3 separate regions of the Mus musculus genome follow, and all the other regions are linked to region 1. The links are chromatin loops, found by intact Hi-C in ENCODE. Cell type or tissue: left cerebral cortex. All regions are shown on one strand. Links, peaks and the distances in the headings refer to the core of each region. The heading gives the core; the rest is flanking DNA.

What was found. Hi-C counts contacts between places; a loop is a spot of excess contacts. Peaks named below come from ENCODE experiments on the same cell type or tissue, not always from the same donor. Only the 100,000 strongest peaks of a DNase experiment are listed, where the experiment ranks them.
Region 2: a loop joins it to region 1, with 3 times the contacts of the local background. A loop is called at or near these places in 19 of 42 quality-filtered maps.
Region 3: it touches region 1 in a loop (2.8-fold over the local background); 8 of 42 quality-filtered maps call a loop at or near these places.

What each region holds. Positions count from the first base shown.
Region 1 is chr13:40,993,859-41,004,223 of GRCm38, reverse strand. Pak1ip1 (PAK1 interacting protein 1) reads right to left here and starts at 3,214. Exons shown (of 10, transcript NM_026550.3): 1 at 2,811-3,214. The coding sequence starts at 2,894. It overlaps A730081D07Rik (RIKEN cDNA A730081D07 gene), which reads left to right and starts at 3,078. Exons shown (of 5, transcript NR_155347.1): 1 at 3,078-3,158. In left cerebral cortex, for the core only: a CTCF peak has its summit at 4,008 (motif pointing left); DNase peaks (open chromatin) are centred at 3,106 and 3,963; H3K4me3 peaks cover 2,304 bases; H3K27ac peaks cover 1,871 bases.
Region 2 is chr13:41,233,918-41,244,282 of GRCm38, reverse strand. It overlaps Gm32063 (a long non-coding RNA gene), which reads right to left and starts at 8,237. Exons shown (of 6, transcript XR_003950654.1): 1 at 7,239-8,237; 2 at 6,108-6,752; 3 at 5,306-5,425; 4 at 5,120-5,190; 5 at 3,958-4,112; 6 at 2,200-3,279. It also overlaps the pseudogene Rps17-ps1. In left cerebral cortex, for the core only: a CTCF peak has its summit at 5,321 (motif pointing right); DNase peaks (open chromatin) are centred at 4,933 and 5,318.
Region 3 is chr13:40,838,867-40,849,231 of GRCm38, reverse strand. It overlaps the pseudogene Gm35160. Among named protein-coding and RNA genes, the nearest start is that of Mir5124a, 22 kb to the left of the region's middle. In left cerebral cortex, for the core only: CTCF peaks have their summits at 2,668 (motif pointing left) and 5,621 (motif pointing left); DNase peaks (open chromatin) are centred at 2,660 and 5,610.

The DNA of each region.
Region 1 (10,365 bases), core at 913-8,912:
GCCCGAGAGAACTGCTAGTAATACGGCTCGGGAAGCAGACTCTCTTTACCGTACACTTCTGGTTTGAGAATGATGACTGGATCAGTACAAAGAACAGGAGAAGGCACGCACACACATGCAGCGCTCTTCAAATGGAAGGAGTTACAAGAGAAAATTTATTAACCAAACAAACTCAAAACCAAAACCAACCAGCAAAGTTCTCTACTTTAAAGTTAATCACTACATATCACACCTTAAAGAACTATAGGAGGGCTGGAGAGATGGCTCATCAGTTAAGAGCACTGGCTGCTCTTCCAAAGGTCCTGAGTTCAAATCCCAGCAACCACATGGTGGCTCACAACCATCCGCAACGAGCTCTGACACCCTCTTCTAGTGTGTGTGACTACAGCTACAGTGCACTTACATATAATAGATAAATAAATCTTAAAAAGAAAAAAAAGAACTATAAGAGCAGATAGTCCATTCATTAGTCAGGAGCAACAGGCCTCCTTTCAGTCAAGACACAATGGTAGTTATGGTCATACTTTTAAGTTTCTTTCGCTCTAGCCCTCGCCTCTTCTCACCTTCTCTCTTCTCTCTCCCCCCTTCACCCCCATCCCCCCGCCTCGCCCTGTGAGACAGGGTCTCACTTTGTAGCTATGACTGTCCTCCCAAGTGCTGGGATTAAATACATATGCAGCACAGCTGGCCTAAATTTTAAACTGAATCCTCCTGCCTCAGCCTCCTGATTACAGATATGAGCCACCTGATTCAAACACGTTACAGCTTATGTCAAAGCACTGTTCAGATTACATATTTATGTAATGTATGTGATACTGGTTATGCTGGCTACTGGCTGGGTTTAGAAGCAGCACCTGGAACTGTTAACAGCATAAGCCTGGGGACCATCTTGACATGTCGGACTCACAAACCATGACGCCTGGAGTGTCTCTTGCCCTATGAACCTCCCAAATGTTCATCTATAAAATGAGAATGGTTGTATCAGTCTCAGGGCTGCTGTATATCTGGAATGAGTATACTAAAGAAACCCCAACCATGCACTGAAGAGATGGCTCAGAGGCTACGAGGACTAATTGCTCTTCCAGAGGTCCTAAATTCAATTCCCAGCAACCACATGGTGGCTCGCAACCATCTGTAAAGGGATCCAATGCCCTCTTCTGGTCTCTTCTGGTGTGTCTGTAAACATCTACAGTGTACTTATGTATATGGAAGGGAAGGAAGGAGGGAAGGAGGGAGGGAGGGAAGGAGGGAGGGAGGGAGGGAGGGAGGGAGGGAGGGAGGGAGGGAGGGAGAAACCAAGAAAGAAAGAAAGAGAGAGAGAGAGAGAGAGAGAGAGAAAGAAAGAAAGAGGGAGGGAGGGAGAAACCCAACCACAACAGGCACTAAGGAATTTTCGACAAAACAGATCAGTAAGTGATAAGTAGAACTGTTCAAGAAATAATCATTCTTTTTTGTTTTTCAAGACAGAATTTCTCTGTGTAAACCAGGCTGTCCTGGAACTCAGAGATCCGCCTACCTCTGCCTCCTGAGTGCTGGGATTACGGGTGGGGCCACTGCCCTGATAGATGACACTTCTAATCCCCTTTACTGTCTGACTACTATGTTGGCAATTACCTGTATCTTCTTGCCATACCAGACAAAAATAAATTTCATACTGTGCTACACTTAACCTCCATGTGTTTCTCTCTTCGCTTGTTCACCATCCCTTCAACCAAGAAGGCCACAACAGCAGGGCTCACACCTCTGGCACCTTTCGCCCTACCCACAGTAGGTGGACGATAAACAGTGAATCTGCATCACTTTCTTCATCCCAGGCCAGCTGTAGTAGTTCTTTTGTGTATAATGTATTTTTATTTTATGTAGATTGGTGTTTTGACTGTATGTATGCCTGTAGGAGGATATTAGATCCCTTCGAACAGGAGTTAACAAACAGTTGTGAGCTGCCGTGTAGGTGCTGGGAACTGAACCAGGACCCTCTGGAAGAACAGCCAGTGCTCTTAACCGCTAAGCCATGTCTCCAGTCCAGCCAGCGCTCTTAACCGCTGAGTCATGTCTCCAGTCCTATAGTAGTTTGTTAATCAGGACAGAAACTCAGTGAAAGGTGAAGTTATTTTTACATTAGAACTTTAAGAACTACAATCATTGTCAGCTTAAATGCACACCTTATTTTTTCATGCCTTAGGAATGCTTTAAGGTTTTTCTTAACCTTTTAAATTATCAGATAATAACTGTATATATTTATGGAGCACAATGGGATATTTGAATGCATACATAGATCAGATATGAAAAAGGCAACCCCTTTTGAGCTGGTTCAAAATACGCTGTAGTAGCTAGTTTAAAATACACAATTAATGCTGTCAACTATAGTTACCTTTCAAGGAAAAAAAAAGCAATCAGTCATTCCTCCCATCAAACTTCATTTCTGCAAGCATTAGCCCTCCTCTCTCCGTCACCTCCCTACGTTGGCCCCAACCACTTCTGGCAGCCATTCATCCACTCCCGACAGAGATGAACATTCCTCGTTACCTACTGTAGACATTTTATCTACTATAGCAAGTAAATATTATTTCAATTCTGAGAAGCCTCTACTCTGTAAAGAGCAGGATCTTTCCACACAAGCTCTGAGCTCACTCTCCTCCTGCCTCAACCTCTCGAGAGCTGGGATTAGCTGCATAAACCTGTCCGTTTTCCAACAAAGTCCGCCATCCAAGACCCATAGAGAACCAGCGATAAATAACAACCTCCACGGTCCTGCCCCGGAAGGACCAGCCCGCCTGTCCCCCGCAGCCCCGGGGCTCGCGCTGCCTCACCTCCTGATGGCCACTCTTCGCGGGCCCGCGCTGTACCGTGAACCCAAACAGGACCTGCTCGTAGCTGCCGGCGACCAGCTCCATTCCGCAGCACTCGTGCCGGGCAAGAGACGCCGGCGTGGAGACCCGATGGCTGCGGAGGCTGGCCCTTCCCTTCCTCAGCCGGCGCGCGAGTTATACGTCACCGCCCGGGGGCACCTTTTAGGCGCCTGCAAATGGCAATAACGGAGGACGCGCTCCGTCCTCCGTTACGTGGGACGTCACGTGACCCTTCTGCGACGAGCTTAAGGAAGGAAGCCGCGGGAGGAGGCTCTCAGAGCAGAGAGAAAGAAAAGTTGTGTCAAGCAGGCAAGTCCTGGGAAGCCGTGGGCTCCGCCGGCCTTGGGAAATGGGAGGGAACTTCTCCCCGGAAGCCCCAACTTCCGGCGCGCCTAAGGAAGGGGCGGGCCCACTTCCGGCTCCGGTGGCCAGCGGTTGTCTAGACAACCCTTGTAGTTCCTGGAGGGTTGCTGTGATTTGGGGATCCGGAATGCATTTCCTCCATTTATGATTTTCTTTTCTTGTTTTGTTTTGTTTTGTTTTGAAGACAGGCTTTCACTGTGTAGCCCTGACAGTCCTGGAACTCACTCTGTAGACCAGGCTGGCCTCGAACTCAGAGCTCCGCCTGCCTCTGCCTCCCGGGTGCTGGGATTAACTATGATTTTCTTATTTGCAGCCAGTCTCACTTCGTCGCCCAGCCTGGCGCCTCCTTGCACCCGTTTTCCTCCTGCAGCTTCCCCATGGCTCGGATCACAAGCAAAGGGTTTTGTTTTCGTGCCGAGAGAGAGCAGATTAGGGTCGGCCCGGGGACGGTCAGGGCTCGCGGGACCCGGAGTTGGCAGTGTCCCCTCGCTGGATTGCGAGCCCGGGCCTGCCAGTCCGTGTCCCGCCTGCAGGCAAGCCGTCCATCTCCTCAGCTTTTCTTGCCTACTGGCTTCTTGTATCTAATCAGACTGGCCATGTGCTGACCTATGGTACAGGAAAAAAGATTTGTCTTGAGGGAGGAGGACAGTGGCTACATCTCTACCCGAGTTAAGGGACAAAGTGCAGGGCTGGAGAGATAGCTAGGCGGTTGAGAGCACTGTCTGCTCTTCCAGAGGTCCTGAGTTCATTTCCCAGCAACCACATGGTGGCTCACAAACATCTGTGATGGGGTCTAGTGCCCTCTTCTGGTGTGTCTGAAGGAAGCAATGGTGGTGTACTCCTATGCATAAAGATAAATAAATAAATCTTTAAGGGGGGGAGGTGCAGAGGTTAATGAAAGCAATAATATCCTTTTTTCCTTTCTCTTTAGGCGGGGTCAGGGATGAGTGCATATGTCAAAGCGGGTGGGTTGGTGCTTATGTCAGATCTTCACACAGGCCTGTGAATTAATGGAGTTCTTAAGTGCTTAGACATTGTTTCCAAACACTTGTTCTCTAAGGCTGCAAATTGTCGACACAGCCTCTTTTGCTTGAGTATAGGGGGAAGTAATTAATTTGACTTTGGGTGTTTTGATGATTTTTCAATTGTGTAAAGGCTCTTCCAGTTTGGGCTATTCCACTTGCAACCCTTGTGTTACTTAATTTATCTCCAGGTATTGCTAAGTTGTCCTGAGCATGTTAATCATTTTCACCAGAGAACCACTAAAGTTGGAACATGTCTCCTTAGCTTGGAACAAAGTGAAAAGTCTCATCTTGTCCATACATGGTGTGTTACAGTTTACATTGGGTCATACTCATTTTAATGCAATAGTAATCATATCAAAAAAAATGGGGGTGGGGGATGAGTAAAACTGCTTCAGAACCCTGTGGTTTATTTACCCTATTGTTCCTGGAAGCGCCTCGCCCCCTTATTACCACCAGGGAAATACCAGCTGCTGTTGGAGAAATATAAGTGCGGGTATTTGTTTTGTTTTGTGTTTTTTGTTTTATGGTTTTGTTTTTGAGACAGTGTTTCTCTGTATAGCCCTGGCTGTCCTGGAACTCACTTTGTAGACCAGGCTGGCCTTGAACTCAAGAAATCCACCTGCCTCTGCCTCCCAAGTGCTGGGATTAAAGGCGTGCACCACCATGCCTGGCAAGTGCAGGTATTTTTAAAATTACAACAGAGGAAGTGTGATTGCTAAAAGTTCTTCATCTCCATTTTGTTAATTTCCCTTATCTTTCTTGGAGAAAGTTACCTAAAGATCTCCCATGCTCCTGGTGGCTTGGTAGAATTAGTATTGTGAAAATGGCTGTCCTACTGCAATTAATCTACATATTATAATCTTCTATTATAATATGAATTTTGATATCATAGTTCAAGAATTTAGAAAATTTAGAATTTAGAAATTTAGAAATTTAGAAATTTAGAATTTAGAATTTAGAAAGAATTTAGAAAAATGCCAAATGAATTCCAAATTCATTTGGAACCAGAAATGAGGGGCTATCACAAATAGCCAAAGCAATCCTGAGAAATAAGAACACAGCAAGGAGAATTATAACACCTGACCTCAAATTATACTTTATTAGTGATAACGACAGCCTGGTACTGGTGTAAAAACAGTCAGACTAAAGGAATGGAGGACCTGGAAATGAAATGGTGAGGAAACGCCCACTTGATTTTTCAAGGGAACCAACAAATATGCTTTGGGGGAAAAAGATAACATTCATTAATCGGTACTAGCAAACTGGAGATCTGCTTGCATAAGAATGAAACTAGATGGGCTGGTGAGATGGCTCAGTGGGTAAGAGCACCCGACTGCTCTTCCAAAGGTCCGGAGTTCAAATCCCAGCAACCACATGGTGGCTCACAACCATCTGTAACAAGATCTGACACCCTCTTCTGGTGTGTCTGAAGACAGCTACAGTGTACTTACATATAATAAATAAATCTTAAAAAGAAAAAGAAAAAAAAGGGTGAAACTAGATTCATTCATACTTTTCACATTGTACAAAAAGCAATTCAAAACAGATCAAAGAATTCACAACAAAAAGTGATGATACATCTGGAAAAAAACAATACTTTTTTTTTTTTAATGTTTTTTTCGAGACAGGGTTTCTCTGTGTAGCCCTAGCTGTCCTGGAACTCACTTTGTAGACCAGGCTGCCCTTGAACTCAGAAATCTGCCTGCCTTTGCCTCCCAAGTGCTGGGATTAAAGGCGTGCGCCACCACTGCCCAGCCAGAATACTTTTCAAGTACTTTTAGTGTAGTCCAGAACTTTCTGAATAGAACACCAGTATCCCAGGAACTATTAACAGGACACATGAAATCAAAAGTTTCTGCACAACAAAGGAAGCTCTCAGAGCGAACAGCACACAGAATGGGAGAGAAATCTACCAGTCACACTCCAGACAGACAGGAGGCCAATACCCAGAAGTCACACTCCAGACAGACAGGAGGCCAATACCCAGAAGTCACACTCCAGACAGGAGGCCAATACCCAGAAGTCACACTCCAGACAGGAGGCCAATACCCAGAAGTTACAAACCTCTGAAATTAAGTACCAAGGAAATAGAACTGCCAAACAACAGAGCAGCAAATTAACTGGACAGTTTTCAAGAGAAAAAAAAATGACCACTAACTTTTTAAAAGTGTTCAACATTAGAGAAAAGCAACTGAAGTTAGAGATACTGCGTCCTCCCGGTCGGATACGTGTCATCAAGAATCTGATGACAAAGGTTGAGAGGATGAGGAGAGGAGCACTTCACCCACGGGCTGTTTGGTGCAAATCAATACAACCATTATGGAAATCGATGTGGAGAGTCTTCAAAAAATTAAAATATAATTACCATATGGACCCACAATTTCGATCCTGGGAATACACCAGGGGCCCCCCATACCCTACCACAGAAACATTTGAACCCACATGTTTATTTGGTACTTTATTTTCTATTACAAGGAAGCCACGTTGTTTATTAACAAACAATAGATAGTAAAAATATGGCACATATATAGAATGGAACACTATTTGGCTCTATGAAAAAAATGAAATAAAATATTGCAAGAAAAGAGATGGGCTTAGAATATATAATATTAAACAAAGACACAATCTTAGGGGAAAACTCATGTTCTCATGTGTATCATAGCATATATGTGTATATGTATCTATTTATACAAATGTACATACGGGTGTACTGTACCGTGTAGAAAGGAAAAAAACATTAGGTAATGAGGAAAAACTAAATACTAATAATGAACATCTAAATCACAACAAGAAATAAAGAGAATTGTCTTTCTAATTTTAACTATCATGAATTTTCTGGGTTTGGAGACATGTAAATGCATAAAATTGTATTTGAAAGTGTAAAATCCAGTGTGAAGTTCCATAACTTCAAAACAGCTTTTTTTTTTTTTTTTTGAGACAGGGTTTCTCTGTGTAGCCCTGGCTGTCCTGGAACTCACTTTGTAGACCAGGCTGGCCTCGAACTCAGAAATCTGCCTGCCTCTGCCTTCCAAGTGCTGGGATTAAAGGCGTGAGCCACCACCACCCGGCCAAAGCAGCTATTCTAACTATAAAAGTTCACTGGAATGCATAGACTTTGGATCTGGATAATTTCGCTGTGTGGTTGTTTTGTTTGGCAAGTTCTCCATTTTAAAATTTTAACAAGCAATAAGTGATTATTGCGGTCAGTGAAATAAAGCAGGGTACCCAGTACAAAGGAGGCAGAGGTGGGTGGGACACAGTTCCAGAAAAGCCCAGGCTCCTGGAGATCCTGTCTCAGCCTTCGACCCTTCAACAAAACAAACAAAACAAACAAACAAAAACACCTGTAATCTCAGCACTTGGGATGTAGAGGCAAGAGAACAAGGAAGTCAGGGCCAGCTTTGGAATGAGATTCTGTCTTAATACTCCTCCTCCCCCAACACACACACACACACACACACACACACACACACACACACACACACACACAGTGCAACAACAACATAATGCCATAATTTGCAAGTTGAGCAGCTTCCAAAGTCAAATCAGGTTCTGGGAATTCCAGGATATGTGATCAAGTGGTCTTTGTTTAAAAAAGGAAGAAAAAAGAAAAAAAAAGAGGAGTGATGTAATTAGCTACAGCATAGTTCTATAGTTCTTTAAGTAACCTGTTGGTTGTCGTTTAATTGGCTATAAGGCATCTAACAAGCAACTGAGGCTAGGTTCCTGTGAAGAAAGTCTATACTGGCTTGATATGATGGGCTTCGTGTGGGCACCTAGTCAAGATGCAAAGCTCCTGCAAATTTAATCCTAGACTGGAATCTGTTAGTGCCAGAATATCACACATGGGCCTGCTTACGTTTTAGAGGAGAGTTTTGTGATTTGACAAAGTCTTCTGCTCCAACCAGGAATCATCAAAGAACATGGTTGGCTCTAGGAGATAAGTCATTAAGTGGAGGTGTCACAGTGCTTTTAACAAAAGGAAACAAAAACTGCCTTAGAAATTCATCCAACCACAGAGCTCAGAAGATTTAAGAATATGTGAGCCGCCGGGCGTGGTGGCGCACGCCTTTAATCCCAGCACTCGGGAGGCAGAGGCAGGTGGATTTCTGAGTTCGAGGCCAGCCTGGTCTACAAAGTGAGTTCCAGGACAGCCCAGGCTACACAGAGAAACCCTGTCTCGAAAAAACAAAAAAAACAAAAAAAAACAAAACAAAAAAAAAGAATATGTGAGCCAAAAGTTAAATAAGAGGGTAGGTGTGGGTGCATTGGTAAATGTCAAGGGATTTAATTCCTTAAAATTTTATGGAATTTTGTGGATCTAAATTTTTGGAGAACACTGATAAAAATTTAATTGATCTTTTTAATGGGATTACTGCTTCAATGAAGTAAAATTGGATTTTACACCTTTAAATATATTTTTATGTACTAACGTGCCGTCAAAAAATGAAAAATCCTGCAAGGTAGTGATGGTCCACACCTCTAATCCCAGCACTTGGGAGGCAGGTGAATCTCCGAGTTTGAAGCCAGCCTCGTCTAGAGAGCAAGTTCCAGAAGGCCAGGGCTACACAGAGAAACCTGTCTCAAAATAAAGAGAAAGAAAGAAAAAAAGGAAAGAAAGAAAAAGGAAAATGCATGATAGAGTTAAGACTAAAATAGAATAAAGTCCTAAGCACAATACCCTAATTTGGTCTTAGGTTATAAATGCTGAAACACACCCAGGAACGTGATGTCTCAAAGCCACACAACTAAGGGGCAGCCAATTGCAGATCCTGTGTCTTACACACTCTTGACCTTGAACTTTCTCATTCACGGAGAACAAAGCTGCAGCTTTTCATTTCACTCCCTGCCAGATCAGCACGGTCTTAACTAGCTCAGGTTGCAGGACTCATTGTCTGAAGCAAACCACTGAGAAATAATATACCCGTTCCACTAGATCCAAACAGGACATACTTCTCCTAAGACCTCCTGTTTCCTCAAAACAGGCTGTAAATGGCCACTTAATCCCAGTGTGAGAATTGAAGTATTCAAGGAGCAAACCAACTGTTGGGAGATCAGTAACACACCGGCAGGGTTTTTTGTTGTGCTTTAAAATGATTGATTGCAAAGCTCTTTGCACTTGAGCCAGACCTTCATTCATTTATGCGTCCAGCAAATATTTATTGAGGACCTGGCTTTGTTTGATTTGCCGAGAGAGAGAGAGAGAGAGAGAGAGAGAGAGAGAGAGAGAGAGAGAGAGAGAGAGAGAGATGACTGCATTCCTTTTTGAACAACAGCTGTTCCTCTTTCAATAGCAGTGGTAAGATAAAACGGAGGAAGTTAGCCCAATTCAGAAAACTCAGATAAGTGTAATAGTACCAGTCATTCACCTTCCTTCTTCCACATGGAAGGTGGCAACTCCATTAGGCTCTAGCACTGTGGGGGTTGAGTAGAGATAGCTGTATTCCCAGAGATGTTCAGACCCTTTGCATTTCTGGGTTAAAGCAAGCAGATTGTGGACGTCTTCTCTGGTCGCTAACACACACAAAGAGCTTGCTTTGTGTACTCGATCGAGCCAGCTGATCTTGGTTAGTTTTGCATTTGGGAAAAGAGCGAAGCAATATTTTTGAGCCCACCCTTGTCTTTTTTTTTTTTTTTTTTTTGACACAAGGTTTCTCTGTGTAGCCCTGGCGGTCCTGGAACTCACTCTGTAGACCAGGCTGTCCTGGAACTCAGAAATCTGCCTGCCTCTCCCTCACAACTGCTGGGATTAAAGGCCACCCTTGTCATCTTAAACTCCAAGACCTCAAAATACCCCATTTTCTCCAGGATCCCTGCTCAAAGCCTTTTGTCCCGCTGGCCACTCCCTTCCTCAGCCTCCTGACAACCTTCATGATGTTCAGGCTGCACATTCCTGATTTCAGCCTCAAATCGTTTATTTATAGCCCTGGCTCTGGTTTTCTTGGTTTAAAAGGTTCTAAAGTGATAAGGGAATAAGTTCTTCTTCTTCTTCTTCTTCTTCTTCTTCTTCTTCTTCTTCTTCTTCTTCTTCTTCCTCTTCCTCTTCCTCTTCCTCTTCCTCTTCCTCTTCCTCTTCCTCTTCCTCTTCCTCCTCCTCCTCTTCCTCCTCCTCTTCCTCCTCTTCCTCT
Region 2 (10,365 bases), core at 1,248-9,247, 240 kb before region 1:
CACTTAAAAGCTAGCTTTGAACTCAAGATCCTACTGCTCAGCTCTTGAGTATTGTATCCATGGTGGGTCCCCCAAAATGGCAGTGCCGGTGACAATGTCCTAAACAGAACTCTGGTCCAGTAACCAGATGCCTAAATTCAGCATTCCTCAAGAATCTCATAAGGTGAGTTTCTGTTCCCCAGGACTTCCCATAATCAACCACCTCAGACAGGACATCTAATTCCCAAGCTTAGCCAAATAGCCTACGTGGGCTCAAAGACCCCCACCCCAGTGACTCACATCTGCTTGCTTCTCTCTACCCCACCCCCACCCCCCACCTGAGAGATGGTTTTGGCAGCTTCATCCCCAGTAAACCTTTCTTTCTACCCAAGGAGTGGTGGGTCTAGTTTGGTGGTTTCACTGCAGTCTTGCTTACACTGACTGCCGGGATTGTAGGCATATATCACTGGGTACAGCTTCAGATATTTTTTTTTAAACTGGTATGTATACAGTACGTAAATGTGTTGGTTTGAATATGCTTATAGTTTGTTTGTTTGTTTTGTTGTTTTTCGAGACAGGGTTTCTCTGTATAGCCCTGGCTGTCCTGGAGCACTCTGTAGACCAGGCTGGCCTCAAACTCAGAAATCCACCTGCCTTTGCCTCCCGAGTGCTGGGAATGCTTGCCCCTGGGAGAGGCACTATTGAGAGGCGTGGTCATATTAGAGTAGGTGTGGCCTTTTTGCAGGAAGTGTGTCACTGTGAGGGTGGGCTTTAAGACCCTTTCCTAGCTGCCTGGAAGCCAGTCTTCTGCTGTTTGCCTTCAGAACAAGATGTAGACCTCTCAGCTCCTTTGGCGCCATGCCTGCCTGGGTGCTGCCACACTTTCAGACATGCTGATGATGGACTGACCCTCTGAACCTGTAAACCAGCCAGCCTCAATTAAATGTTCTCTTTTGTAAGAGTTGCCTTGGCCATGGTGTCTCTTCACATCGAGGGAAGCCCTAACTAAGACAATATATTTCTCCTCTCCATATAACACCAGACATACAAGATTCAGCAAGCAACCTTCCTAAGTCCTTGCCTCAACTGAACGAGTAATGTCTGCAATATTCCTAGTTCCAGATCAAATTTAAGGTACTAAGAACTTTTTTGATTTTTAAAAAAAAATTACAAATAAACTTTATTTTAATTATACTGTCTATATAATTATCCATCACACCTATATTATAAAACCTCTGTAAACATCCCTAAGATACTGGTTGCTGAAGACATCTGTATAGCAAGAGTGTGGCACACCCAACCCTGTGTCAGGAGCGTGTCTGCTTGGTGTTTCTGTGGACTGTGTTCTATGTGACCCTTCATTTAGGTGCCCCTTTGTAACCTTGTCCAGAAAGACCATGAGGCCTCTGGCCTTACAAATGCTTGATGCTGTCACAGATTCAAACTATGAACATGTGGGAAACTGTCAGGTGGGTTCTGATTGGAGGATGTAGGTCCCTTGGAGAGTGTCTTAGAAGAACCCTTGCTCTGCCTCTTCCTGTCTTTGCTCTGCTTCCAGGCTGCTGTGAGCTGAACAGCTCTGAAACCTCTGAAACAGGGAGCTGAAATAAACCCTCCTCCCTTACATTGGTCCTGTCAGGTGTTTTGTGATATCTAGCTTGCTTGCTTTCTCTTTCTTTCTTCCCTCCCTCCCTCCTTCCTTCCTTCCTTCCTTCCTTCCTTCCTTCCTTCCTTCCTTCCTTTCTTTCTTTTTTCTTTCCATCATCTATTGATCTTTATACTTTCTATCGAGCTTTCTCTTTCTATTTATCTTTCCATCATCTATCTGTCTATTGATCTGTCTTTCTTTCTATCATTCTGTCAGTCTATCTACCTATCTTTCCATCATCTATCTATTTTTCTTTCCACCTTTCTCTATTATCTATCTTTCTATTTGTCTTTGAGTCTATCTATCTTTCTAGCATCTACCTATCTTTTTATCTTTTTACCTAACTTTCTATCTTTCTGTCATCTATTTTTCTATTTATCTGTGAGTCTGTCTATCTATCTGTCTGTCTACATCTTTTGTAATAAACAATAGATGAAAGTAGAAAGCATCCCCACGATCCATGAAATGACCTAATAAATCAGTGGCTCTCAACCTTCCTATTGCTGAAGCCATTTAACACAGTTCCTCGTGTTGTGGTGACCCCCACAGTGTAACTATTTACATTACTACTTCATAACTATAATTTTACTATTGTTATGAATCAAAATATAAATATCTGACATGCAGAATATCTGATATATGAGCCAAACGGGTCATTACCTACAGGTTGCAAATCACCATGATAATTATGGGGCTGAAGAGGAGAGTATGGGAATCCCCAGTTTACAGCCAGCTGTTTACAAGTACAAAAGGCTCAGACTAGCCACTGACATGGGAACAATTTCATGAAACTGGTGTAGTCTGCATCAACTTGTGTCTAAATACTTGCAAACACATATCTGTACACACACACACACACACACACACACACACACACACACACACGGGGTCTGGAAGCAATACTGTTAATAAATGAGGAAGTTGCTTCAGAAAGAAATTTGCCCCTTGGAGAGAAGGCTGGCTATGGTGGTGTGGGTGTTAAATCCCAACACTGAGTAGGCAAAGGCAGAGCTCTGTGTGTCAAAGCCCAGCCTGATTTACATAGTGAGTTTCGAGTTAGCCAGGGCTATACAGTGGGGTTTTGTCTCATATATATATAAATGCCCAGTGTTTTCAAAAACTACACAGTTGTGTCACCTCTGGGACAAACTGGTGTCAAGCAAGGACATAGAATTGCTTTCCTTGTTTAAATTTCCCCAGCAGTTTCTGAGGGGTTTTACTCTATTTATAAAACAATAAAAATATATCATTTCCCAATTAGTGCTGAAAAACAACCAATTAACACCAGACAGATGGAAATTTCCTGGCTGAATTTTAACAACAACAACAACAAAACAACAGAATCTTTATATAATTAAATATATGACATAAAAAAATGTTTTCTTTTTAAAAAAACAGTCTCAGACTTCAGGCCAGACTGATGTCACACCCACAGTGACTCTCTCGCCTTCATCCCTCAGTGCTGCGATTCCTGGGGTGAACCACCATGCCCAGCTCACAATTTAGAAGGCTCGGGGTTTGGCTCCATGGTGTGGCGCTAGCCCAGTGACCCTGTCCTTGAGCCTATGTCGCTTCACTTTCGTCTGTTTGAACTGGAGAAGGAAACTTGATTCTCTCCTCACCACACCATTGATGCCAGCTGCTGCCTTCTCCTGCCCAGAGCAATAGAGACAGCACCCATTAAAAATATTGGCATGGAGATCCTATCTATATATCTTCCTATGCAACCATAATCCAAAATAAGCCCCCTTAAAAAGCTGATTCTGTTCTGTGTTTTGTTATGGTGATGGAAGGCTCACACAGACCTTAATTGGACAGATACCATGACGTCAAACAATGTATCCTCCTACTTCCATTCTGACCTCATGGAAACCCATGTGAAGTTCTGTTATTAGAAGTGTTTTGGCCAAGTTGTTAGTAGGCTCTGCTTGCATCATAGCTTCTCTATGGCAGTAAACGGCTTACAGATTGGGTATCCCCTATCTGAAACGCCCAAGTGTGGGGTTATTTGGACTTGAGGGAATTTGTATTCACGCAGGAAAATATGTTAGGGGGTCAGACCCAAAATTCAATTTACACTTCATACCTATCTTATACGAGCAGCTTGAAGATCATTTTATACACCTTTTTTTAGTAAACCCATGGTTGTATTCATCAGTAGATTCTCATGTGTGGTCAGATATGGAGTTTTCTCTTTGTAGTGTCACGATGATGCTTAGATTTCAGAGCAGCTGGACTGTGTGTTTTCTGATTCAGGGCACTCAGTCTACAATAGATTTTTACCTTTTTTTTCTTTTCCACTAAGCTTTACCATGGTTGGGACCAATTACCTGACAACAACCAACCGAAGAGAGGAAGGATTTATTCTGGCTTTCAGTGTGAGAGTTCTGGCCCTTGTGGTAGGGAAGGCATGGCAGTAGAGAAGGCATGGGCGGCAGGAGCAGCTTGCAGCTGCAGCAGCAGGAAGGAGACTGCTCGCTCACATCTTGGTGGAAAAGGGAGAGAGGGGCAGGCAGTGGGGTTGGGCTGTAAACCTCAATGTCTATTGTCCCAACAACCCAGTTTCTCCATTTAGGCTCTACCTCCTAAAGTAGCCACAGCCTCCCGTAAATGTCTGTGCCCGGTTGCCGGAGGGGGAGGGGGCAGAAAAGTTTTACATTTTCTGCAACTGGAGTTACAGAGCGTGTAACAGACAAAACACTGAAATGCATAAATAATAACAGTAAATTTTTAAACGGTTGAAACGTAAGTCGCAATATTCCATCATCACTGGGGACCCATGAACAATTGGCAAAAAGCCCTTCCACGAGCTCATCTGGTGTGAACACTTTGGTTCCCGGTTGGTTCGCGGTGGGGACACTGTTCTGGGTGCTTATGGGATGTTTGGGGCTTTTCTTGGCCCCATTTTCTCTTCCCACTTCCTTTCTTCTCCTCCCTTTCCTCCCCTTCCCTCCCCTTCGCTTCTTTGCTTGTTGAGCTAGAATCTTTTTGTGTAACCCAGCAACTCACAAACATCCTCAGAAGACCTCGTGTTTGTGTCCCAAGTCTCCCAAGGCCCGGTGTACAAACCACCAAGCTTGCCAGTCCTGCTTTCCGGCAGCTGTCCTAACTAGGTCACATCTTCACACGGAGGCTTCCCTTACCCCAGCTCATAGTCAGACACGTCTTGATTTCCCCCCTGCTTCCCTGGAAGTCTGTAGGCTTCCTGAAGATAGGCAAGATGCCTCTGCTGATGAAATGGATTTCTCATCACTCATGGTGTGTCTGAAGCCTGGCTTTCTGAGTGAATATACAGGGCTAGCAGAATCTAGATTTGGCCAATAAATTGGGAGGCATTGCAGTCTGGCAGTTGTGTATATTTTTTTTGCCTGTGAGTGTGGGTAGCACAGGTGTTTGTGAGGGAGAAGAGCTTAATATTATGCTGGTCTCATCTCCACTGTGTTTGAGGGTTTTAAATGTGTCATCTAGGTATCTGTTCGTGACTGTATGTACCTAAATTTCATTTTCTTCCAGATCTGCAAGAGACGAATACCACTGGTACATTGTTGGTAGTCATAGAGCATCTGTTTAAAGAGGAGACTTCTTTTAGTGTAGATTCGAGATAAAAATCTTCTCTTCTTCGGAGCATGAATTTAAAAGGCACAAGACCAAAAAAAAAAAAAAAAATCCTGTACTTACCTGATTTGTCCAGCAGAGGGTGCTCAAACATAACTTCAGCACAATGAAGTTCCACCTATCTGAATGCTAGAGATGGCTAGTCAGTCTTGTCAGGTTCCTAAAGCAAATATAAGGACCGACCTTGAAAGGCATAGAAGGTCATCGAACTAAGGTTTGTTTGTTTGTTTGTTTGTTTGTTTTATATTTATCTGTCTCTTTTACGTGAGTACTGGAGAACGACTCAGATACTCCCCTTTTATCTACTGAGTCTTCTCCCACTTCCCTGACTGCCCTTACACACGTTCTTTTCTTTTTGAGATGGGAATCTCATTTACCCAAGGCTAGCCCAGAGCTTGCTATGTAGTAGAGGGATGGTCTTGAGCTTTGAATTCACCTCCCATGTGCTGGGATTACAGCATGTCCCACCGTGCTGGTTTGTGTGGTATTGAAGGTCAAACCCAGGGCTTCAGATATGTTAGCTAAGCACTCTACTGACAGAGCTATACCCCTCCAGGTGTCTTAAGCAAATTGCATAGCCACTCATACTTCAGATCTTCAGAATGGCCATGTTACTGTGCTTCTGGGAGGAGACCCAGAGGCACCTGGAGGATCACACTCAAAACTACCACCTACTATGCACTAATGAGAAACAGTAGCGTTGAGCCTGGTGGCCGGGGCTCAGGCAAGCTGGCCCTGAGGGTCAGAGCATGAGAGAGCTGGCCCTGACACTCATCTGCTGTGCAGTGACATGGGCAAGGGAGAGATGTTCCGCCCCCGCCCCGCCCCCTGTCATCAGTAGGGGAAAGCCAGCCTTGTACCTCACCTGGTCAGCCAGGAGAGCTAGCCCTGGGAGAGGGGGTTGCTGGCGAGCCAATCCAAAGGCCACAAGAACTGGAGAGCTGGTGGGCTGAGCAGCTCAGACACCTCTCAGGCCCAGATCCAGGGCTTTGAGTTAGCCCACCCCACGTCTATCCCATCAATGAACTGCTGGAGTACGTGAAGAAGCCAGTCCTGCAGATCCAAAACTACAGGGTCTCCATGACACACGGGGTGACAACAGTCTACCCTAGAGGAGTCTCAGTAAGGTTCTAGCATCGTTAGCATAGCAGAAGCCAGAGGCCTGACTCGTACCAGACCAACAAAGTCAATGCAATGAGCACTTGCAAGCAAAGAAGTGTGGACAAAAGGACACACGATGGCACACTACAGCTTCCATAGTGGGGACTTATTTTTCTTTGTTGGGGAAGGGTGGAGGTTGGAGGGAGGGAGGGGACAGGAGATGTGCAGGACTGAGGTGCATGATATGAAATTCACAAAGAATCAATTAAAAAAAAAAACAGTGCTGAAATTTTAAAAATGTCACCAGAGGCAGAAGAACAAACCTGGCTTTGAAGTTCTCCTAGTGTCTTCAAAATGAGTGCCCGTGGGCTATGCTTACTAAATCCACATTGCTGCCCCATGGTGAGAGCTGGTAACATGGATGGTGAGTATGTTTTAGTCTGGGCTTTTGAATCTGTTGCCATATACAACATTGATGGGCTGGGATAGGTGCTAGGTTGTTTCTCAGTTTAGGCGGATCTCTAGTTCAGGGCTTCTCACGCTGTGGGTCCCGATCCCTTGGAATATGATGGCCCTTTCTCGGGAATCACATATCAGATGTACTGCAGATCAAATGTTTCATTACGATTCATAACAGCAGCAGCAAGAATAATGTTATGGTTGGGGGTGGGGGGGATGGTTCGCCACAACTTAAGAAACTGTATTAAAGGACCGCAGCACTAGGAAGGTTGGGAATGGCTGCTCTAATTCATTACAAAGCTCTTTGAGTATACTAAGAACACTGCCATCGCTAAGTGTGTGAGGGAGCAAAAAGAGCACTGGACATAGAGCAAAGGACCCGGAGCCCTGGGTCTGAGCTGCTGATGCAGGCCGGGTTCAAGAAGGAAATCGTCACCTTTCTGGCTTAGTGTCCTGAGTCCACAGTCGAGAGTGTCTGTGGTGAGGAGGTGAAAGCGCTTTCTCCCAAGGTCTGGAAAAGAAAATCTGATCTCTACCATAGCAGACTGAGAGGACTCTCCGATGGGGCTGCGGCTAAGCACGGGCTACGGCATCCTGCTGTACACTCCCTGCCCACCCAGAGCAACTATCATCGCTGTAATCAGAGAGGCTCCGACCGGTCATCCCAGGAACCTAGACTCTCCTGCCAAGACAGAACTGGCAAACGCCTGATCAGCACAGAGCTGAGAGATGTATTGTATCCGCGTGTTAGGACCACAGACAGTAACAAGAGTCAAGGGGGCCATAGCTACTACCAAATTCAAAGAAAAGCATAGGGTTTCAATAAAACACATTGCCAAAGAGACTGGCAGGTTCCATGAATGAGCAAAGTGCTGGGTCTTCACAGGAAAGACAGCCTGGACTCCCATTGGCCTGCACAGCACGTCATTGGGCTGCAGTGAGAGTGACCTTTCCACACAAACACTGAGAGGACCAGAAGCCTCCTTCCCCCCATCACCCCAACTTTGTTTGCTTATATCCCCCTCCACTTGTCTAAGTGGGAGAGCCTGCTGCTTGCCTGTAACCTTCTCAGAGGCATCGTCTCTCAGGCTTTCAGTCTCCTCCGCTGAATCCCTGAAGCCCTCCTACTTCTTTCTGAATGAACGCCTCTGTCTGTCTGTCTGTCTTCAGTCTCTGGGTGGGGAGTGGAAGGGAGGCAGTCCTCACCTGACTTACCTGCTGACTTTCCCCCCAGCACCCACCTAGTTCCATTGACCCGGTGATCAATACATCTCTGTTGGTTCAGCTTGGCTAGGTGGCTGTTTTAGGAGAACATCCAGTTTCCTTTGTTAACATAAAAATAAAAAAAAAAACCCACTTCCTGAATATGCATGAAATAGCGAAAATAGCATAGCACCATATCCATTTCTCAGGCTGCGTTTACTCAGATGTTGGGGCTGCGGGTTAAGGACATGGACTTTGGAGCAGGGATGACGTGGTCTCCAGGCTCTACTCGGTTTCTTATTAACCAGGAAAACCATGTCCCCTCTTTAACCCTTGGCTTTCCGTCTGTTACATGAGTCTGATGACAATCAGCCCAGTGGGTTTGTGCTCAGGACTGAGTAAGACAGGAGAAGGTGAGCATGTAGCTCAATGGTAAGGTGTGTGCGTGTAGTAATCAAGAAGCCATGGGTTCAAATCCTCAGCTTGGAAGAAGAAATAGGCAAGATGAAGTAATATGTAGAGTACTTATAAAAATGCCTGGATCACCTAAATACCTCAAAACAGCCATTATTATGACACATTTAAATTCATAAGCCTGAGACCTAAAGTGCACTAATAATTAAAGTTGGAGGGCATAGTGTACAAAAACTGTCTAACAGGGGAGAAACGAACAGATACATGAAACGAAGATGAAAGGACACACAAGTCCATTACAATGCACAGGATTTTATTAGATCCTGACTCAAACTAATTATGCATCAGCGGATGGTATACGGAGTTATGGCTAACTTAGGATGTATGGATCACACAGAGATCACTGTTTTCTCAAAGAAGCCTCTGGCGTCTGAGGATGAGCACATGCCTGGCATGCGTGAGACCCCAGGTTCCACCCCGAGCACCACTAAAGAGTTCATTGATTGATCAGGTGATTGACTAAGCACACCCGGGAGGCTAGAGATGTGGGTCAATGGTTAAGAGCACTTGCTGCTCTTGCAGAGGACCCAAACTCAGTTCCCAGCACCCATGTCAGGTGGCTCACAACACCCATGACTCCATTTCCAGAGGGTTTGACACCTTCTTCTGTTCTCCACAGGTACCTGTATGCATGTACCCTCAAGCAGACATGTGCACGTGTGAGCACACACACAAATAAAAGATGCTTTAAAAGAAAAAGCGTCTCTTTTACCGAGACCCACCAACATGAGCCGAGTTCACACCAAGACCGTGAAGAAGGCGGCCCAGGTCATCATTGAGATGCACCTGGGTAATGACTTCTCCTTGCCTGTGCGAGGAGATCGCCATTATCCCCAGCAAGAAGCTTCGGAACAAGATAGCGGCTATGTCACGCATCTGATGAAGCGGCTTCAGAGAGGTCCTCTGAGAGGCATCTCTATCAAGCTGCAGGAAGAAGAGAGGAGAGATAATTACGTTCCTGAGGTCTCAGCCCTAGATAAGGAGATCATTGAGGTGGATCCCGACACCAGGAGATGCTGACGCTTCCGGACTTGTGCAGTCTCTCTAACCTTCAGGTCACTCAGCCTACGGTTGGCATGAATTTCAAAACGCCACGTGGAGTTGTTTAATCTGCTATGCCATATTTTCAATGAACCTGAAAGAAAAAGAAAAAGAAAAAGAAAAAGAAAAAGAAAAAGAAAAAGAAAAAGAAAAAGAAAAAGAAAAAGCAACGAGGGATCAAACTCAGGAGGCCAGGCTTGTGCAGGAAGAGCACTTCCCACTGCACACTCTCTACAAACCTGGCCATGTGTTTCCTCAGTCATTACGTACTGACAGGGGAGAAACACGCTGATATGTTCACACATTAAAATGTGCAACATGTGGGTGTTAGCTGATATAGGACAAAGAAGGGGACATGATAATGTGTTTTAGTGAATCAAGACTGGCCGTCGAGTGCGCTCCTATAATAAAACACAACAGGAGTGGCTTATGACAGAAGAAATATCTGCCTAAATTCTAGAAGCTAAGAAATCTTAAACCTGAAGTACTAGTAAATTGGTATGTGGTGGGAACCCCTTTCCACATTGCTTTTTTTTTCTTTTAAAAATGTATTTATAGCCAGGCAGTGTTGGTGCATGCCTTTAATCACAGCACTTGGGAGCAGAGGTAGGCGGATTTCTGAGTTCAAGGCCAGCCTAGTCTACAGAGTGAGTAGTAGGACAGCCAGGGCTACACAGAGAAACTCTGTCTCGAAAAAAAAAGAAAATGAAAAAAATGTATTTATTATTACTGTATTATGTAGTATGTGTACTGTATTATGATATATATTTACACACACTATATATACATATACACATACACATATACATATTGTGTGTGTGTGTGTGTGTGCGTGTGCGTGTGTG
Region 3 (10,365 bases), core at 1,212-9,211, 160 kb after region 1:
TAGCTTGCCTCTGCCTGCCTCAGCCTGCCTCTCCAGCACTGGCATTAAAGGCATGCACCTCCACCAGGCCTAGCGATTTTTTTCTAAACCACAAACAGGCCCCGTATTGCAGTAAATCTCCTCCCAAATATGCCCCGACAATGAAAACACAACACAGTTAGTATGATTTCATGCTGTGCGCCTAGATTGGGCAGATCTACTGCTAACACTACCATCTTCCACAGCTTATGAGACCCCTTAGAACTTGCAGTTTCTCTAGGCCATGTGCTTCTGCTCTGCTTTTCTTCATCTTCCTCCTCCTCTGCATTCTCTCCCTCTTCCATTTTCTTCTTCTTCTCTCCCTACCTCCTGCTCTACCTTTCCTTTTATCTGCCCAATCCACAGCTCTCCTTTATTTTACAAATTAAGGTCAGAAGCAGGTTTATAGGAAATCACCAGAGTGCGGATTCATTCCTTGTTTGCAGCCACTCACTTGAGAATGGAATTAACATCAAATATAATTAACCCCAGGGCTATCCACAACAGCCCGGTCTTGGTTGGTCCCTTTAATCCCAGACCTCAGGAGGCAGAGACCCTGAGTAGGCCAGCCTGGCCTACCAATCAAGTTCCATTACATCCAGGGATACACAGATCAAATTCTGCCTCAACACACACACACACACACACACACACACACACACACACAAGTGTGGTGAAATTAGTGTATGCAAAAAAGATGTTCCTTATATCTGGTGTGATTTGGTGTTGACTACAACAAACAGATAGAAAGGGGCTCTTGAGGAGGGGAGGGTGTCTAGAGGGATGGGGAAGCAGAAGAAGGCAATGAGGGGAAAAAGGCAACTCTAACAAGCTTTCTGTGTGGGGGTGGGTGAAGAACAAGAAAGACTGTTCATAGGGAGGGAAGGGACTAGAGAGAGAAAGGAGAGAGGGAGGCAATGGGGGATAAAGAAATATTAGGCAGAATGATGTATGAGAATGCAAGTGTCATAATGAAGCCCATTCCCCTGTGTGCTAACATGAAATACTACCAAGCAAAGCAAACCAAAGCAAAAGAGACTGGAGAGTAAAGTGTGCTCCGCCCAGGCTACGAAAGCAAAGGCTGGCAGGAGCTTGGGCAAAGTCTTGTGGCAGTTGGCTGAGTGATAGCGGCTTGGATACAAGATTACATCATCACCGTCACCAAACTCCACTCAGCAGTGCAGAGACAGAAGGAAGGCTAGGGATGTGGCTGAGCCAGAAGAGCTCAAGGGCCTAGATTCAGTCTCCACCACAAAATAAATAGATAGGTAGGCATGTAGATAGATACATAGATAGGTATGTAGATAGATACATAGATAGGTATGTAGATAGATAGGTAGACAGACAGATGAATGGATATAGAAGACCATGCATATTTTGGGCTTTCTTACTTATTTTCTGCACTTCCCAGATTTTCTACAAGAATAGATAATTTTATGAAAAAAATATTGAAAACTTTTCTGGCCATGTATAACTAGTGCAAGCTATAAATGCATATATATATATATATATATATACATATATATATATATATATATATGTATGTATCGGGGATATTTTAAAGGAGTAACACACATACAGACACATACACATGCACACACATGTATATATACACAAGCACACACTTATTATTTTATACAGAATTGAAGGTAGGTTCCACATACCTGGAATCCCATTTAGTGTCACCCAGAATTGTTCGTCAAGAGACTAGGTATCTTCTGACCACTTAAGTAAGTCAATGGCCACCTTTTCCTCAAGGACAGACTTAATAAATTCCCTTGTCAGAGCCACATAGGTAGAGTCACAATAAATAAATGGTGCGTTTATGGGGAGGAGGGGATTTCATTTATACATCCACAGCATGAAGGACAACAGCCAGTACCTTTGTTCCCAGTATTTATATTTAGTCCCTCTGGTGATGCGGAGGGAGCCACACCCTGGAGTGAGATCCTTTCCCCGTAAGCCCTTTCAGGTACTGAACTACCTCCTTGTTGGTTCTCAGGGGGGAGTCCTGCCCACAGGTGTTGAGGACATTCTTCCAGGGGACCTGGGAGGTCCTCAGATCTTTCATGCAGTTTAGGTCAGCCTGGAGCAGGGAGAAGCCCAAGTAGACCACAGACTCCCTTCTCGAGGCTAGAAAGGCGTTTGAGAAGCAACCTAGAAGCTCTTTCACCAAATCTGTGAAAGCAGACATGGCCTTCTTATCCACGTGGACACAGTAGACATTTTGGGGAGTGTAAATGGGCCTGAAGAGCTTTTCAAATGTCCCGAAGCCTTTGTGAACAACTATCACATAAGCCAAGGGGAACGCAGCCTCTTTTGCAGAGGCGTCATTATGTAGTGATTTTGATGTAAATATTCTCAGCAAATTCTACTCTCCAGTGGGGCCCTGGGTATATTTCCACCAAAGACATTTCCTTCCTCTGTTACAACCACATCAGACTTCTGCAAGGACTGAGCATTGTGGACGCTTCCTCTCATTCTCCCGGATTTTTGTGGCACTAATTTGTTGAGAGACAAGAATAAAAGAATCAGGCTGGGAAGATGGCTCAGTGGTTAAGAGCACTGACTGCTCTTATGAAGGTCCTGAGTTCAAATCCCAGCAGCTCACAACCATCTGTAAGGAGATCCGGCGCCCTCTTCTGTCGTTTCTGAAGACAGCGACAGTGTACTTACATAGAATAATAAATCTTTGGGCCAGAGCGAGCAGAGGTTCCGAATTCAATTCCCAGCAACCACATGATGGCTCACAACCATTTGCACAGCTACAGTGTACTCATATACATAAAATAACTAAGTCTTTAAAAAAAAAGAATAAAAGAATCGTGGACACAGCAATCAGCCCAGTGACAAACCTAAGCATCTTCTGCTTCATTTTTCTTTCTATGATTTTTTTTTCCCCTGTCTGGATTTGTCCTTTGTCCCATTTCATCTCACCACCAATGCACAGTCTTACAGTCCACAGACAGATGCAGGGTGGGGCCAGACCTGCCCTAACTTCTCAGTTTTGTCACGGAGAGGAAGTGAAGGAAGAAATGCTCTAAGGGGAAGGTGTACCAGCCTCACGTCTGTGGTTCTTATCTCACAGGGAAGGGAGTAAGGACATTGGAGAGATGCCCGAGACAATGATCTCACTGACAGAGAACAGGGGGACACTTCCCTCGAAGTCAGTGCTGCGTGAAGACCATGAGAATCAGACTCAGCTGCCAACTCAGGGTAGACAGCTTAGGTGGGGTGAGACTAATATAATCTGTGAGCACGCTTCCCACTTAGAAAGCAAACACCAAAGTGACCTTCGTGACTCGCCAGCCAAAAATAAAGACACAGAGACCATTCAATGTTTCAAAGCTTAGGTCTCAGCTGGGTAGATATCTAATATAAGTTGACTGATTACTAACTAACTAACTAACTAACTAACTAACTAACTTTAATTACCCTTAACAGTTTATGATGGTAGCTTTCAAGAGAGTAGGACTTTACATTACATTTTTAAATGAGTTGTATATGCATATATACCTTAAATAAAATTCAAATGAATATACAGTTTGCTATAACAATTATAACCTTACATCTGTCATCATATAAAATTCCATATTAAAATTTTTTTCCTTATTAAATTTTGAGACTTAGAGTAGTCCACTCTGTTCTTTCCCTTTCTTGGAGATATAATAATCTACTTGGTTTGACCTATCATGCCTTATTCCACGGTGACCAATATTCTGTAGCAAGTTTGTTTCTGTTGTCTCACTGACAGCCATCGAGGTGTTGACTGCATACCCATTTTGTAGACTGGGAAGTTGAAACTCAAAAGCAAACCAACTGGTCTGTTGTCTAACAATGGGCGAATGATACCGTGGAGTATTAAACCTGAATGTTCCTTCCCTCTCTCCTTCCTTCTGCCTGTCATCTCTTTTTCCTTATCTCCTCCTCCCTCCCTCCCCCCAAGAGAGAGTTTTTCTGTGTAGCCCCAGCTATCCTAGAACTCAGTAGATCAGGTTTGCCTCCAACTCAAAGATCCAGCTGCCTCTTTTTCCCAATGCTGGGATTAATGGTGTCTGTTACTACCACTGTCTATTTCGTTCCTTTCTTTTTGTTTGTTTGTTTGAGACAGTTTTGTCATATAGCAGATGCTGGCCTTAAACTCAATACATTCCTAAAGCTGGCCTTGAATTCCTGACTCTCATGCCTCAGTTTCCCCAGTGCTTAGAATATAGAAATATGCCATACTAGACTTTCCTTGCTTTTTGGGATGGTATCTCATTGTACTGGTCAGGCTGGCTTAAAACTCCTGGACCTTCTCATTTATCCACCATGGTAGAGGGGACTATGAAGACATACCACCTCTCCCAGCAAGGAAATTCGACTTATCTGATTCCACAGGCCTCCAAGCTGAAATACTCCCTCCTCTGTCTTAAAGAGGTCCTTCTTACTTTGTAGATCCTGGAGTGACACGGGATCCCTGATGACTCTTTCCTGCGTCCCCAAGTCTAGGCTGGAAGCCCTTCCACCTAATGGGATCCCGTCTTCGCTATAACTCTGTGTTTGCTTTAATAAGCTCCCGGAACACTGAATCTGTCTGTTGATCACTGTGTTTTTAGCATCTTGCTTATGGGAGACACAAAGGGGTGAGTTAGGCTGAGCCTCTCTCTTACTCTATATCAGATGTCCTGGTTAGTTCTTTTTGCTTGTCGTCTTGACATATCTAGACTCATTTGAGAGAAAACTACAGTTGGGGGAAATGCCCCTCCAAGATTGGCCTGTGGTACATCTTCTTGGTTAATGACTACTGTAGGGGTGCCTAGCTCACTGTGGGTGAGCACCTACTCTGGGTAGATAGGTGGTCAGAGTAGAATGAGGAAGCCGGGAGGAACACTGAGGGAAGTTAGCCTTTAGGTTCCTGCTTTGAGTTCCTATTCTAACTTCCCTCAGTGACAGACTGTGACCTGAGAGGTGTAAGCTGAAATAAACGCTTCCCAACCCAAGTTCTTTTTGGTCATCATGTAACAGGGCCCAGGACTTAGCACAACTGACTCCATGATGGAAGTATCATTTAGGCTGTAAACGCAGCGCATACACAGCCTTACCTGCCAAACAAAACCATTGGCCTAATCTATCAATGTCCATATACTTCTGGGATATGGCCACTCATCTCAAAATGTACCAACTTTGTCTTTTAGCTTCTGCACTTCCACTTCTGGCTAATTATTCTTGTTAATTGAAATATGGGAACCCAGAATATGGTATTTGTGCTTAAAAGCTCACCCCGAGAGAGCTCACTGCCACACTGGGATCCCAAACACTCAGTGTAGTCACAGGCCGCTAAGACTTTTTATTGGCTGAACTGGGTCTGAGCAAGTTTTTCTGCCGACTACCTCACAGCAATCCCAGCAATAGAAACCCTAACTAAGACAACTAGGGGCAACAATTAAGGCTGGGGGCCCAGCCTGGATTGATGAATATTTTTACACAGCTTTTAAACCTTAGAATGATTTAATACTTTTAATTGGTTGGAAAAATAATAGAACTCAAATATCCTGGTGGACCGCCCCCCAACCCCCATGTGACCCAGAACTTGTCATGATGTCGTGCTGCCCTCTAGTGGCCATATACAGAATAGCTCAGTGTGTTCCTTTGCAATACAGATTTAGAGCCCAAGGCTTTCATGTGCTACACAAACATTCTATGGCTGAGCCCCAATCCTTCTTTCCTCTTTTTTTTTTTGTTTTTTGTTTTGTTTTTTGTTTGTGTGTGTGTGTGTGTGTGTGTGTGTGTGTGTGTGTGTGTATGTGTGTGTGCGTTTTTGAGACAGGGTTTCTCTTTATAGCCCTGGCTGTCCTGGCACTCACTCTGTAGATCAGGCTGGCCTCGAACTCAGAGATCTGCTTGCCTCTGCCTCCCAAGTGCTGGGATTAAAGGCGTGCTCCACTACTGCCCAGCCAGCCCCCGAATTCTGATGGGTCAGTCTTAGGTTGTGTGTTCAATAACCCATCCCTGACTGTGATGGGTGTTTGTTTGGTTTGTAGGAAGACTCCTGGACCCTAACACATATTGTCTTAGCATTTTATTCCCAATCACTGTGAGCAGTGGGAAGAGAGCAAGCTTTGGAAGACTTAAAAGAAGTGTCTCCATGTGACCTTTTGGGGTGTCCAATCCCCCACCTGACTGGTGTAGTCAGCTCTGCCCTCCAGCAAAGCTATCCAAAATGCTGCCTGAGCGCTTTCATAAGGCAAGTGGTGGTTAACTAAGTTATTATCTAAGAAGGGCAACACGTACCAGAAGAAGAAAAAGAAGGAGGAGGAAAAGGAGGAGGAAGAAGAGGAGAAGAAGAAAGAGGGCTGGAGAGATGGCTCAACAGTTAAGAGCACTGACTGCTCTTCCAGAGGTCATGGTGGCTCACAACCATCTGTAGTGGGATCTGATGCCCTCTTCTGGTGTGTCTGAAGATAGTTATAATGTACTCATATACATTAAATAAACAAATGAATGAATGAATGAATGAATGAATGAATAAATAAATAAATGAATGAATAAATAAATAGAAGGAGGACGAGGAGAAGAAGAAGAAGGAAAGGAAAGAAGTAGAAGAGGAGAAAAAGAAGAAACTGGCATAGGCTGGTAGATCTCCATGAGTTCAAGGCCAGCCTGGAGCAAGTTCTAGAATAACCAAGCCTATATAGAGAAACACTGTCTTGATAAACAAACTAACAAACAAACAAAAAGAAAGAAAGAAAGAAAGAAAAAGAAAACACAGGAGAAAGAAAAGCAAGCCAGATCCCAAGTTTGGCTGCCAGTGGGGAGTCTTTGCCAAGTACTGGCAGGGAGGGCTGAGCATCCAGGAGAGAAAATGATGGACAGATGGTTCCCTCGGGGTCAGGGACCATCAGTCAGGCTATTTCCTGTGGAGATGCAGCAAAAGCCTTGGCTAGGCACATAGCTCAGGGGCTGTGTTCTTGCCTAGCAAGTCAAGGCTCTGGATTCCAGCTCCCACACTGCAGAAAGGAAGAAGGGAGAAAACAAACAAACAAACAAACAAACAAATATAACATACACCCACACCTCAGTGTCCTAGACACGCTCGAATAAAAATGACCTTGTTTTCATGCTATTTGAACACCAATGTTGAAATGTTCACTCTCCCATTGTTCAGAGAAGCCGAATGTTATCCAAAAGTCCATCCCACGGACAGAAATAAGAACAGACTTGGGGGTGTCTTCTCTGTCACAATATTTTATAGGGAAAGACAATACTGTCTGGGCGCATAGAGGAACTTCTGAGAGCAGCCACTGGAACAAATTCCTTCTCTTTTATTTGTCGCACAGAAGGTGAAATCCTACAGGCGTGCCTAGCTCTGACTAGCATGCAACCAGCAACACATTCAACAGTGAGTGAGAGTCACTAAACTAAGGAACAGATTCAACAGCCATGTGGCTGTCCGAGAGTCACAAGATCTGCTTTTCTCTGCACTCTCTATTCCCAGACATCAGCCTTAGCCAAAAGGTAACATGTGTGCTTTTCAGAGACCTGTAACATATTTGTACTTTGAAACACAGAGTTGATAACACTCAATGTGGGCTGATCTTATCAGGATTTGGTAAATAGGTTCAAAGACTGATTCTGGAGCCTGGGTGAGTAGGTGGATTCAGACACCCTTTAGAGGGCAGCTGGTTACATAATAAGTCACATTTATGTGGGCCCTCTACGTCCCTTCATTATCTCAGGTAAACAGATTTCTTTTTATAGACTCCAGAGTTAGTCCACCTTATTTCCAAGCACAAGACTCAGAATCTTAGGTTCTGTCTGTCAGGCCCTCCATCTGTCTGTTATTTCGTAGTTAGCGTGTCCTTGCACTTCTGTCAAGTTAGCTGGAATGCAAGGCCAGTTTTTAATCACGTCCTGTCAAAGGAAAAATCCGCCCTAAGTCCTTTTCTAATCTCCGAGGTCCAGAACCCGAGACCTTCCTCTCTGAATCACCAACGTCAAAGGGTTTTTGGTTTCTGTTTGAGACTGGAAGTCATCCTGTATCTCAGGCTGGCTTTAACTTCGCTACATGGTTGAGGTTAACCTAGAACTCCTCACCCTCCTGTCTCGACTTCCTGAGGGCTTGAATGACAAGCGAGTGCTGCCATGGCCGGTTTATATGCTGTTGAAGACTGAAGCTCTGTGCATTCTGGGCAAGGATGCTACTAACTGATTCATGACCTGAACCCCAAAACTTGCTTTAAAAAGTTGTAAGAATAAGTGAGGTGTGGTGGCAAATGGATTTAGTCCCAGTACTTGTGGGGGGCAGAGGGAGAAGTAGGCATATTTCTTTGAGTTCAAGGCCAGCTTGGTTTGCAAAGTAAGTTTCAGACTATCAAGGGGCACTGGAAGTTCTTGTCAAAAAAAAAGTAAGAACATATAACATTAGATACCATTGTAACTATCCTGGTATAATAACATGTATGTTATATATCATATTTCTAGAACTTTCTCATCACCAAAAATATTTGTATACTTAACATCACTGTCTTAAGAAAGTATCTTTCCGGGGCTGGCGAGATGGCTCAGTGGTTAAGAGTGCCGACCACTCTTCCGAAGGTCCCGAGTTCAAATCCCAGCAACCACATGATGGCTCACAACCATCTGTAATGCAATCTGATGCCCTCTTCTGGAGTATCTGAGGACAGCTACAGTGTACTTACATATAATAAATAAATAAATCTTAAAAAAAAAAAGAAAGTATCTTTCCTCAATAATGATACAGAATGGGAAATTCCTCAAACAATGCTCATGAAAATGAAAAGAAATAGTATCCGTATATGTCGTTTGCTTGTTTGTTTTCCGTATTTGGGGAGATTAGATTCAACTTAGTAAAGAGAAAATGGAAGCAGTGTCTGCCTGTTGGTCCTCTGAGAGTGAGCACAGGTTGGTGGGTGATAGAGACCGTGGCCCCTGCCTTAGTCCATGCTCTGTGTTTCTGTCGTCTGACCTCTGGTCCACTGAGGCAAAAGCATCCTCAACCCATTCAATATTTTCCTCTGGAGCCAAATTCCTTATACACTGGGACCATGGCTTGACAAATTAAATCCTGCTTAAAAACACAAAAACAAAAAAACAGTGTTTTTTTTTTTTCCTTTTATTTTGTTTTACTGTCTTGGGAGGATGATCCTGCGGAGGAATACTAACCCTGAGAGAAGGATGCTTTTGCCTCCAGGAAAAACTAGACCCCAAGCAAGATCTCTGCTGCCTCAAGGAACAGACAGAGTTAACTTCAACTAGCCCGGAGTGTATCACGACACCACCCTAGAATATGCAACTCTTGAAGTAACAAGCTAAGACCCTTAGGAGTTTGACTCCTAGAGTGACCGCGTCTGCCTTTGCATGAATAGCCAGCCCAGGGTCGAGGCAAACCACACTGAGAAACTTATTCCTCAACAACACAATGAACTGCTTTCCTGTAGTGGCTTGGAAAAGAATGGCCTCCACAGGCTCCCATGGCTGAATGCTTGGGGAGTGGGGCTGTTTGAAAGGAGGTGTGGCCTTGTTGAAGGTAGTGTGTCACTGGGAGTGGGCACTGAGGCGTCAGAAACCCAAGCCATGCCCAGAGTCTGTCTGTCTGTCTGTCTGTCTGTCTGCCTGTCTCTCTGATGCCTGTGGATCCTGATGTAGAGCTCTTAGCTCCTCCAGCACCATGTCTGCCTGCTTCCCACTATGACAATAATGGATTAAAACTCTAAAACTCAAGCCAGCTCCAATAAAATGTTTTCCTTTATAAGAGTGGCCACTGTCGCTGGGCAGTGGTGGCACATGCTGTTAATCCCAGCACTTGGGAGGCAGAGGCAGGTGCATTTCTGAGTTCGAGGCCAGTCTGGTCTACAGAGTGAGTTCCAGGACAGCCAGGGCTACACAGAGAAACCCTGTCTGGAAAAACAAACAAACAAAGTGGCCATGGTCATGGTTTCTCTTCACAGGAACGCAGACTAAGACCATCCCAACAGCATGTCTGCACAGGTGTCCCATCTGGAGCACTTATGATTGCCTTTTATAATGATTAAAAAAAAAAACCCAAAACCCCAAATCCTAAAAGCAAACAAACAGAAAAACAAACCAAAACAAAGCCAGCCTTCCTCCTTTCCCTGGTGGCACAGTCCCTTCTCCAGGAACTCGCCTGCCTAGCATGGCACTGTCTACTGGCTTAAACTACCGCTCATTATTTCAGCTTTTAGATTGGAGCTGAAGTGGGGCTGGGGCTTAAGGTGTTGTTCTGTGAAAATCTAGACTATGGTGTTGCTTGGGTTAGAATTTCGTTCTGTTTCAGGTGTGTATGGTGCTTCCTGTATATAAAGAGCACATTGCACTCTCTCCCTC